Linked DNA regions of Homo sapiens: region 2 is linked to region 1. Evidence: chromatin contacts called from ENCODE Hi-C or POLR2A ChIA-PET data. All regions are on one chromosome and are shown on one strand. Each heading gives the region's core, a stretch centred on a gene start or an enhancer-like site at or near the end of the contact. The rest is flanking DNA. Distances are from core to core; before and after follow the strand shown. Region 1 overlaps AOPEP (aminopeptidase O (putative)). Region 2 overlaps FANCC (FA complementation group C).

Region 1 (4,444 bases), core at 724-3,223:
ACCTGACCGTGCTAGCATACTGATCTCACATTTCCAGCCTCCAGAAGTGTGAGAAATAAATTTCTGTTTATAAGCACCCAGTCTGTGGTACTTTGTTCTAGCAGCCTGAACTAAGGTCATCTTCAAATCTCTGTCGGCACTGTCTTCACATCCCCATGTCCTCTGTCTGCCAAATCTCCCTTTGCCTGCCTCTTACAAGGACATGTGTGATTGCATTTAGGGCCCATGCAGATAATCTAGGATAATCTGACTAACTCAAGATCCTTATTAACTTCATTACATCTGCAAAGACCCATGCTTGCTTTTCTTTTTTTCCCATAGAAGGTAACATTCACAGTTCCAGGAATTAGGATATGAATATCTTTTGGGGAGCTGTTTTTCAGCCTTTCACAGACTCTATTTGTTCCATATGAATCAAGTAAGCATCAAGGCTTACTGCCTCTTATATCTTCTCTCAGCCTATTCCATCCTGGTGTGATCTGAGTTAAGGGCATGGGCTTTGGGGTCAGCTAACCTGTGTTGGAATCTCTTCTGTGCTACTTACTTATTCTAGGTCTTGGGCATATTGCTTAAGTTCTTTATGCTTTTGTTTGCTCATCTGTAAATGACAGGCACTATTATACTCAAGTTTTCTGTAAACTAATTGATAAATAAATTCAGCAGACACTTATTTAGGGCGTCCTATGTACTGAACACTAAATTCTTCGGCTACAGTGATGAACAAATAGAGACAGTCCCTGTCTTCAAGGGGCTTATAGTCTGGTTGGGGAGATAGATAGTTATTAAACAAATATTCTCAAAAATGGAGTACGACAAACTGGTCAGTCCTGTGTGGGAGGAATGCAGGGTTAGAGGAAACACTCCTGGCAGGGCCTTGGGGCAGGTGCCTCTGAGGCAGTGATGTAGAAGCTGAAACCTGAAGGGCAGTGGAACGTGAGCCAGGCCAGGAGTAGGAAGAAGGGCATATTATACAGGAGGACAGGCTGTGATTGGAAGCAACTTGGAACTTTGGAGGACCCGAAAGAAGTGTTCATGGAATTTAGTGACCTATGGGAAGATTGGCGTGAAATGAGATTGGCAGCATCATAAGGGCGTCAGACCAAGCAGGGCCTCATATAAATCTGAGCTTCATTCTGAGCGTATTGGGAAGCCCAGCAGGTTTAAGCAGTGGCAAGGGTGGGGACGGGGTGGGCAGGTCGTGACCTGGCTTATGTTTTGACAAGATTGCTCAGGTTTCTGGTTCTAGAATGAAGCGACAGGAGTAGTGGCAGTGGAATGGTGAGATGAGATGATGTGTGGCCGCAATCCAGGCAGGAGATGAAGGTGGCTTAGACCTGGGTGGAGAGGGTGCTGGTGGGGAAAATTGGAGAGTTCCAAGATATGCTCTGGAGAATGCAGGACTTGAGAGTTTTATATGGGGAGATGATGAGGAAGAGGGAGATGTCAAGGGTGACTCCCGAGTTTCTGGCAGAAGCCGCTGGATGGATGGGTGCTCCATTGACTAATGTGGGGAGGACAGGAAGAGGAGCAGATTAGGAGAAAAGATTCTGAGTTCTCTGTACATGTCAGGTTTAAGAAGCCACTTAGCACAGTGCCTGACACAGAGCACACCATAAATAGTAGATTTTAGTAGCTTCTAATTCTGTCCATTTCAAAGTCATAATTGACCGTTGAGTCAGGAGACTTGGGTTCTAGCTCTGGCTAGTCCATGTTAGATAAATAAACCTCTTAGGGCATCAGTGTCCTCATCTACAAATTGGGGGCAGTCAGATTCGGTGCTTTTTGCGGTTTCTTTCAGCTTCAGTGTGCTGACAATGCTATGAGATTCTTTGGTCTTGACCACCTGGAATCCACTGTGGCCAGCTGGATCTGCTTCAGAGGGGCTGATGAACCAGAACTCTGCATATGGATGGCAGTTTCTGGTGGAAGCTGACGTACGGGGAGCTCTGGCCAAGGCAAATTGTGGCTCTCGAGGAGGCTTCATGACGAAGGGGAAGGATGTGGTTTGAGGGCAGCAGCAGCAGCTGCTGTCACCAAACAAGCATGAAATCCACTGAGCTTCAGATGACATTGCAACTGAGGATGGCTGTTTATTAATTGGCAAATTAATATGATGTGGGGGCATATGGAGAAATGGTGATGGGCAGAAAAGAAGATGAAGAGAGAAACATATACTGGTTCTTTCCTGTGTATTCATCTGTTACTGACACAGAGTCATCATTAGTGCCACAATGAGTATCAGGGATGGGTCATCTCCAGTTGAACTCCCTTAATTTACAGATTAAGCAACCAAGGTCAACAACGACTTCCATGACAACAGAGCCAAGCTGGCACTCAGGTCTCTTCACACCTGGCCTGTGCTTTCCTGCTCCACCAGGCTGCCAGGGGTGGTTCCCATGAGCTGTTTTAGGCCCATTTTTGGAAAAAGAGTCATTTGGTTTCATTTGTCTTAGACTAGATCCCAGAGATGTTATTTACTGTTCCCAACCCCCGATATAAAACCACTGAATGTGCAGGCCCTCTCATCAGCCAGTGCTTGACGAGTAGTACACCTGGTGCAGCCTGGATTCCACAGCCATCCTCCCTGTAACTGCATGGGTCGGGTCCTCCGTGCTTCTGTAGGACCTGCTCTTCTGAAGCACGTTCTGCGAGTGAAGGCTGCACTACGTCTTTCATGAGGCTAGACGGTGCTCTTCTTGTCCTCAGAGTTGTTTGTTGTTTGGTTGGATTTTAAAAACTCAACAACGGCTTTGTTTATGAAAAGCAGCTTACTAGGAAAGTTGCTTCATCCTGTGATCGTGGCTAGTTTGTGAGTGATTAAATTCCCTGGCCTCCTCTTTGGAAGCAATGACCAGTCATTCTGTTGGTTTATTACTATTTCACAACATAGGAAGCAGAGCACACCACCTCTACCTAACAGTTTAACTTGAAACACCTCATCAGAGTATGTGAGTGAGACTTCACATGTGCCTGTTGCATAGTAAAAAGGACGTTTCTTTCAAAGTCACTGGGCTGGCTGAGCAGGACCCCCACAGAAAAACAGTGTTCTTGGGCCTCAGGCATACCTCAGGGCGATGCTCAGGGATGTCTGAGCAATGTCAAGCCTGTTAGATGCATGGCAGGGAGGATCTGGAGCACAGATTGATCTCTCAGATGTGGGGTGAATGGGGAGGTAAATCATCCTTTAAAGGGACTCTTTTTCAAGGCTGAGAAACCATGTCCTGAGAAAAGGGAGGGCTCTGTTTCCAGAGGCCACACGTCTGGTTGACCTCCTTCCAGTCTCCTTGAACATGCTCTGTTCATTACTGAAACAGCGGTTTGCCTGCGACTGGTCCCCACCCTTGAGGATGCTCAGCCAGTTTCCACTGCATCTCCAGGTTCTGCCCCTCCTGCAAGGCCCACCTTAAGGGCCAGCGCCTCCCTGGAACCTTCTCCCAGAGTCTCCGTCCTCCCTGTTTTTGGTTTCTGGATTCCATCCCCACTTGCAATCACACTGCACAGTTTTGCACTTTGTTGCCTCATGTTGTTTCCTCTGGGTGGATGTGTTGGGAGAGAGGATAGGTGGTGCGTGTTTGTCCTTTCTCAGTGGCAAACTCACTAACTTCCTAAGGACAAGAACTCCGTCTTGGACTTCTTTATATTCTCTCATAGTGTTAGGCTTAATTCTCGGGACAAAGTATATGCGCACAAATACTTGATCATTCACTAGAAAAGAGTTTCAGTGTGTTCGTCGAGTAATAGGTTTAAAAAGACACACATAAAGTCTACATGGACTTGTTTTCCAAATTATTTTCAAAAGCATAATGGCAAGATTTAATTTGGTTGTGCGTGACAGAACACTTGAAATAATGACTTAGGTAAGACAGAAGTTTCCTTCTTTCCCCATATGAAACAAGGGCACAGGTAGAGAGGCCAGGGTGGAGTGGGAACCGGGGCTGCTTCTCGCTTCTCTCCTGCTGCTCTACCATCCTAGCCTATGATTTCTTTCTCTCCTCTCCCCTCTCTTCCCCTCCCCTCCCCTCTCCTCTCTCTGTTTCCCTCTTCTTTCTCTTTTTCTCTTTTTTTTTTTTTTTTTTGAGACGGAGTCTCGCTCTGTCACCCAGGCTGGAGTGCAGTGGCGTGGTCTCGGCTCACTGCCAGCTCTGCCTCCTGGGTTCATGCCATTCTCCTGCCTCAGCCTCCCGAATAGCTGGGACTACAGGCGCCCACCACCACGCCTGGCTAATTTTTTATATTTTTAGTAGAGATGGGGTTTTGCCATGTTGGCTAGGCTGGTCTCAAACTCCTAACCTCAGGTGATCCGCCTGCATGGCCTCCCAAAGTGTTGGGATTACAGGTGCATGCCACAACGCCCAGCTAATTTTTGAATTTTTAGTAGAGACAGGGTTTTGCCATGTTGGCCAGGCTAGTCTTGAACTCCTGGCCTCAAGTGATCCACCCGCCT
Region 2 (4,707 bases), core at 1,077-3,576, 300 kb after region 1:
GGGAGGGGAGGGGAGGGGAGGAAGGAAGGGAGGAAGGGAGGGAGGGAGGGAGGGAGGGAGGGAGGAAAAAGAAAATATTCGTAATAAAGGAGTTACTTCCTGCCTCAGGTTCTTATTTCCAAAACAGCAAAAGTAGCTCATTAAAAACTAATCATCCTTAATCAGTCTTAAATTGCTTAGTATTTATTTCCCTCTGGAGTATTTTTTCCCCTTTATTTACATCTTTTTTTGCACTCTTCCCATTATTTGATTCTACTGGTCTCTTTTCAGGGTATTTCTATAGAATTATTTGTGCTTTTCATTTTCTCACCCTTGGACAGAAGACAAGCAGTTCACAGAGGTTTTTAAAGTCTCCTGGACCACAATTAAAAGACTCTGCTGGATGGTATCAGCTGAAACAATCTTCTTTTCTCTTTCTTTCTTTTTGAGACAGGGTCTTGCTCTGTCACCCAGGCTAGAGTGCAGTGGTGCAGTCTTGGCTCACTGCAACCTCAACCTCCCCAGGCTCAAGCGATGCTCCCACCTCAGCCTCCCTAGTAGCTGGGATTACAGGTGCTTGCCACCACATCTGGCTTTTTTTGGGTTTTTTTTTTTTTTGTAGATATGGGGTTTCTCCATGTTGCCCAGGCTGGTCTCAAACTCCTGGGTTCAAGCAATCCTCCCACCCTGGCCTCCCAAATTGCTGGGATTACAGGAGTGAGCCACTGTGCCAAGGCTGAAACAACTTTTATAGATTAAAAATTTGCCTTTGTGCCAGATTGTGCCACTTTGGAAGAGGTTTATTCTCTAGTTTATAATTGGTTTTTGGTGTTGTTGTTGTTGTTAAGAATGCTTGTTTTTCAAAAGTAATATGAACAAATTCCCTGGCACAGAGCGAAGTCCACTGAAGGATGTCCATGCTGGCATCCCAGCTGGCAGGAGTAGCAAGGATAAAATTGGAATTAATTTAGTTAGCAGTTCAGGATATTCCTAGTCAAAGCAAAGCTATGATACAATCAGTAAAATTCTTAACTGAATTTACTAAGAATATGAGATGCCTGTGCTAGCAGAGTGCTCCCTGTAAACCAACACATCCGATACATTCCTAATTTGCTCTACTGAATGATGTTTAGAATCTTTTCTTTAAAGAATTTTATAATTCAACCAGATAAATTTGTCCAGGTACTTTTCTGAATGTGTTGAGCCCTTATATATAGTTTTTAAGATAATTCAATCTCTTGGACTGAGTTCATTTATACCTATCAGAAGATTGAATTTAAAAAGCAATTTGATGCGTAACATGCTTTTTGAGCCCTTTTAGAAGCTTTTGTGATCACCATTCATAAAATTTTAACTTGGATTCTTAAAAGCTTGTGTGAGAACAAAACTTTTCAAGTCCACAGTTCTCCAGTGAATTATAAATTCTGCCAAGTGTATTCTTCTATCTCAAGTAGAAGCCGGTTTAATGAAATCAGGTAACATCTCTGACACCATGATAACCTTTGCAAAACAGCTGTCAACCACGCTGCAGCCATCATAATTTTTGCTGTCATTAATAATAACAATTAAAATAGGTATCATAATACCACATAACTTTCTACTACATATCTGAAGTTCTCTGTCCACTTTTAAGATTTACAAATTGAAACAATTAAATCAGAACACAGCATAACAGGCAAACTACTTTCCAGTATATGCTTAAAGTCAGGAGAGTCCCATCCACCTATGAATCTAAGTTTCTAATTCCTCTCCTTTCACAAGTATGACTTCAAATGTCGAAGCAGCCAAGAGCTCCCAAACTTAAGCACCATATAAACAATGCTATGCTGTTTTCCTGTGTTTTTTTTTCCTTCTAGAAGGCATCTATGCATTTATTTTTTCTAATTTTTTAGCACTTCAGTGTCTAAAGTTCATTTCCAAAGATTCAAAAAGTCTCAGAAAATATAGAAATTGATCTCATAATTTCAGATGCACAGATCGCCAGAGGAACAAAAAAAGTGGGAAAATTAGCTTACTTTCTTTTTGCATTATTTTTAGAGGCCTGATAAATGGTGTTGTCATAGGGCTTTAAATAGAGTTTCACTTGCCACCAAGTAAAGTCAACAATTCAGTGACAGAATGTTTAAATTCTATCCTATTCTTTGCTACAAACCATCTAGAAGGAGCAACATTCTGAGCATCGTCAGCTTATCCTGTAGCTCTATGGTTTGGGGCAGATGGTTTGGAAGCTACAATACAACCACACAGAAAGGATGTTCCCAGCAGTACATGGTTACCGTCTAGCCTTCTGCAGTTGAATTCTTGTGCAGAAATTATTTGGAAGTGCTGCTCTGGCAACCAGTCAAGACCTAATGCTTAGTGTAATTCAATCTGGAAAGTGTTGCGTAACTCTCCACTTGAACTTGGATCTCCACACTCTGACAAACTTCAGACCAAAAGAGGAGCCATGAAGGCTGCGTGCACCTTGAAGTTCTTGGGAAGGTTATCAGTTGGCCTGCCCAAATTTTGGTATACCCAAGAACTACCTGTCTTTATGAGATTTTTTAAATTTTTCAGGAAAATTATCCTGGATCATTTCCAGCCTAAACAGAAGATATAATCTGCAGCCATGAACTGCAATACTTGATAAATGTCCCCAGAACCACAGTCTTTCCACCCACTCAGTCCCCAGTAATAATCTCTGACTCTTCTCATTTCCTCTTTTCAGATGAGAGAAAAGTTGCGCTTAGAGATCTTTTAGGGAGGAAGATTGATGAGTCAGGCTGGAGACCTGCCTGCCTATTTGAGACGCTACATGAGTGATGCACACAGGCAACTCTCCGGCCTACCTTTCAATTGCACAAACATCCATCCCGCCCTAACTCTATGCAATATATTCTGCTAGGCTATGTGCAAAGTATACACCTTCACACACACCCCCACATACCTCTTCCTCTACCAGCCCACCCACTAAGCTCATATATTCCAAAAATTTAAGATATTTACAACTCATGCTAAATGTGTCTTTTTGTTAACAACTTAGATGATAGACTCAAAAAGCATATTAATTAATTTTAGATCTAAAACCATCTTGGTGGTAAGAGAACGATGATAAAGCACTATGGAAGGTAAATGTTGAAAGGATATCTGCCACTTAAGAAGCGGTAGAGAACAGGAAGAACAATTTAGAAAAGGTGAATATTTGAGGAGAAAAGACAAACTGTTCACACATAATAGATCACTATGGGTAGCTTGGCAAAAAATTATCTTTATGAGAATTTACTATTATCAAGAATACAGCAAAAATATTAACAATTTATAGGAATTCATCAACAAAAATAAAAACCGTAAATAAAATTCTATCATGTCACCATAAAGTATTCAGATTGTTACCAGGGATTGATATGCAGTTATGGGAACTGCTTCTAAAGAAGTAGTGTAGAGCAGCATTTCTTGAACTTCCAGAGAGTATGTCTGGACAGATGTTTTTAAAAAGTCATATTTCTTGGTCTCTGCCCGAGGGATGTTGATGCTGCTGATTGGTAGGGCCACACTTTGAGTAGCTCTGGTGTAGAACTGCTACACATCCTGAGGACTCAAAGGCAAGACCTATGAAGAATGGTGACTCTCTTAATCTAGTCAAGAGAAAATAAGATGAAAATGTAACCTAAGAGACTGCATCAAGCAATGAACTAAGGACACGGATGTCCTAGCATTCATGCTATACTCCCAACTGCTAGAAATGATGGAAGAATTTTTTTTGACCTTTTTTTTTTTAATTATACTTCAAGTTCTAGGGTACACATGCACAACGTGCAGGTTTGTTACATAGGTATACACGTGCCATGTTGGTTTGCTGCACCCATTACCTCATCATTTACATTGGGTATTTCTCCTAATGCTATCCCTCCCCTTGCCCCCCACTCCACAACAAGCCCCAGGGTGTGATGTTCCCCACCCTGTGTCCAAGTGTTCTCATTGTTCAATTCCTACCTGTGAGTGAGAACATGTGGTGTTTGGTTTTCTGTCCTTGTGAGAGTTTGCTCAGAATGATGGTTTCCAGCTACATCCATGTCCATGCAAAGGACATGAACTCATCCTTTTTTATGGCTGCATAGCATTCCATGGTGTATTTGTGCCACATTTTCTTAATCCAGTCTATCATTGATGGACATTTAGGTTCATTCCAAGTCTTTGCTATTGTGAATAGTGCCGCAATAAACATACGTGTGCATGTATCTTTATAGAAGCATGATTTATAATCCTTTGGGTATATACCCAGTAATGGGATAGCTGGATCAAATGGTATTTCTAGTTCTAGATGCTTGAGGAATCGCCACACTGTCTTCCACAATGGTTGAACTAGTTTACACTCCCATCAACAGTGCAAAAGCATTCCTATTTCTCCACATCCTCTCCAGCACCTGTTGTTTCCTGACTTTTTAATGATCGCCATTCTAACTGGTGTGAGATGGTATCTCATTGTGGTTTTGATTTGCATTTCTCTCATGACCAGTGATGATGAGCATTTTTCCATGTGTCTGTTGGCTGCATAAATGTCTTGAGAGTGTCTGTTCATATTTTTTGCCCAATTTTTGATGGGGTTGTTTGTTTTCTTCTTGTAAATTTGTTTAAGTTCTTTGTAGATTCTGGATATTAGCCCTTTGTCAGATGGCTAGATTGCAAAAATTTTCTCCCATTCTGTAGGTTGCCTGTTCACTCTGATGGTAGTTTCTTTTGCTGTGCAGA

The links. A loop is a pair of places that touch in the nucleus more often than their neighbours do. ChIA-PET counts read pairs that join two places held with the same protein, here RNA polymerase II (POLR2A). Pooled maps may share reads with other maps.
Region 2: a pooled map shows a loop between it and region 1 (2.7-fold over the local background). The contact joins two enhancer-like sites. A Hi-C loop is called at or near these places in 7 of 50 pooled maps. POLR2A ChIA-PET finds 5 or more read pairs at or near these places in 2 of 52 experiments (activated CD4-positive, alpha-beta T cell and activated T-cell).

The regions. Positions count from the first base shown.
Region 1 is chr9:94,859,223-94,863,666 of GRCh38, forward strand. The region is part of intron 5 of AOPEP (aminopeptidase O (putative)); the gene reads left to right. Among named protein-coding and RNA genes, the nearest start is that of MIR2278, 51 kb to the left of the region's middle. RefSeq lists an enhancer at 1,966-2,015. Within about 2 kb of position 1,974, at least 16 of the 41 ENCODE cell types and tissues checked have a DNase peak (open chromatin) inside an H3K27ac peak, as active enhancers do.
Region 2 is chr9:95,155,310-95,160,016 of GRCh38, forward strand. All of the region lies in intron 6 of FANCC (FA complementation group C), which reads right to left. Among named protein-coding and RNA genes, the nearest start is that of MIR3074, 72 kb to the left of the region's middle. Within about 2 kb of position 2,327, at least 3 of the 41 ENCODE cell types and tissues checked have a DNase peak (open chromatin) inside an H3K27ac peak, as active enhancers do.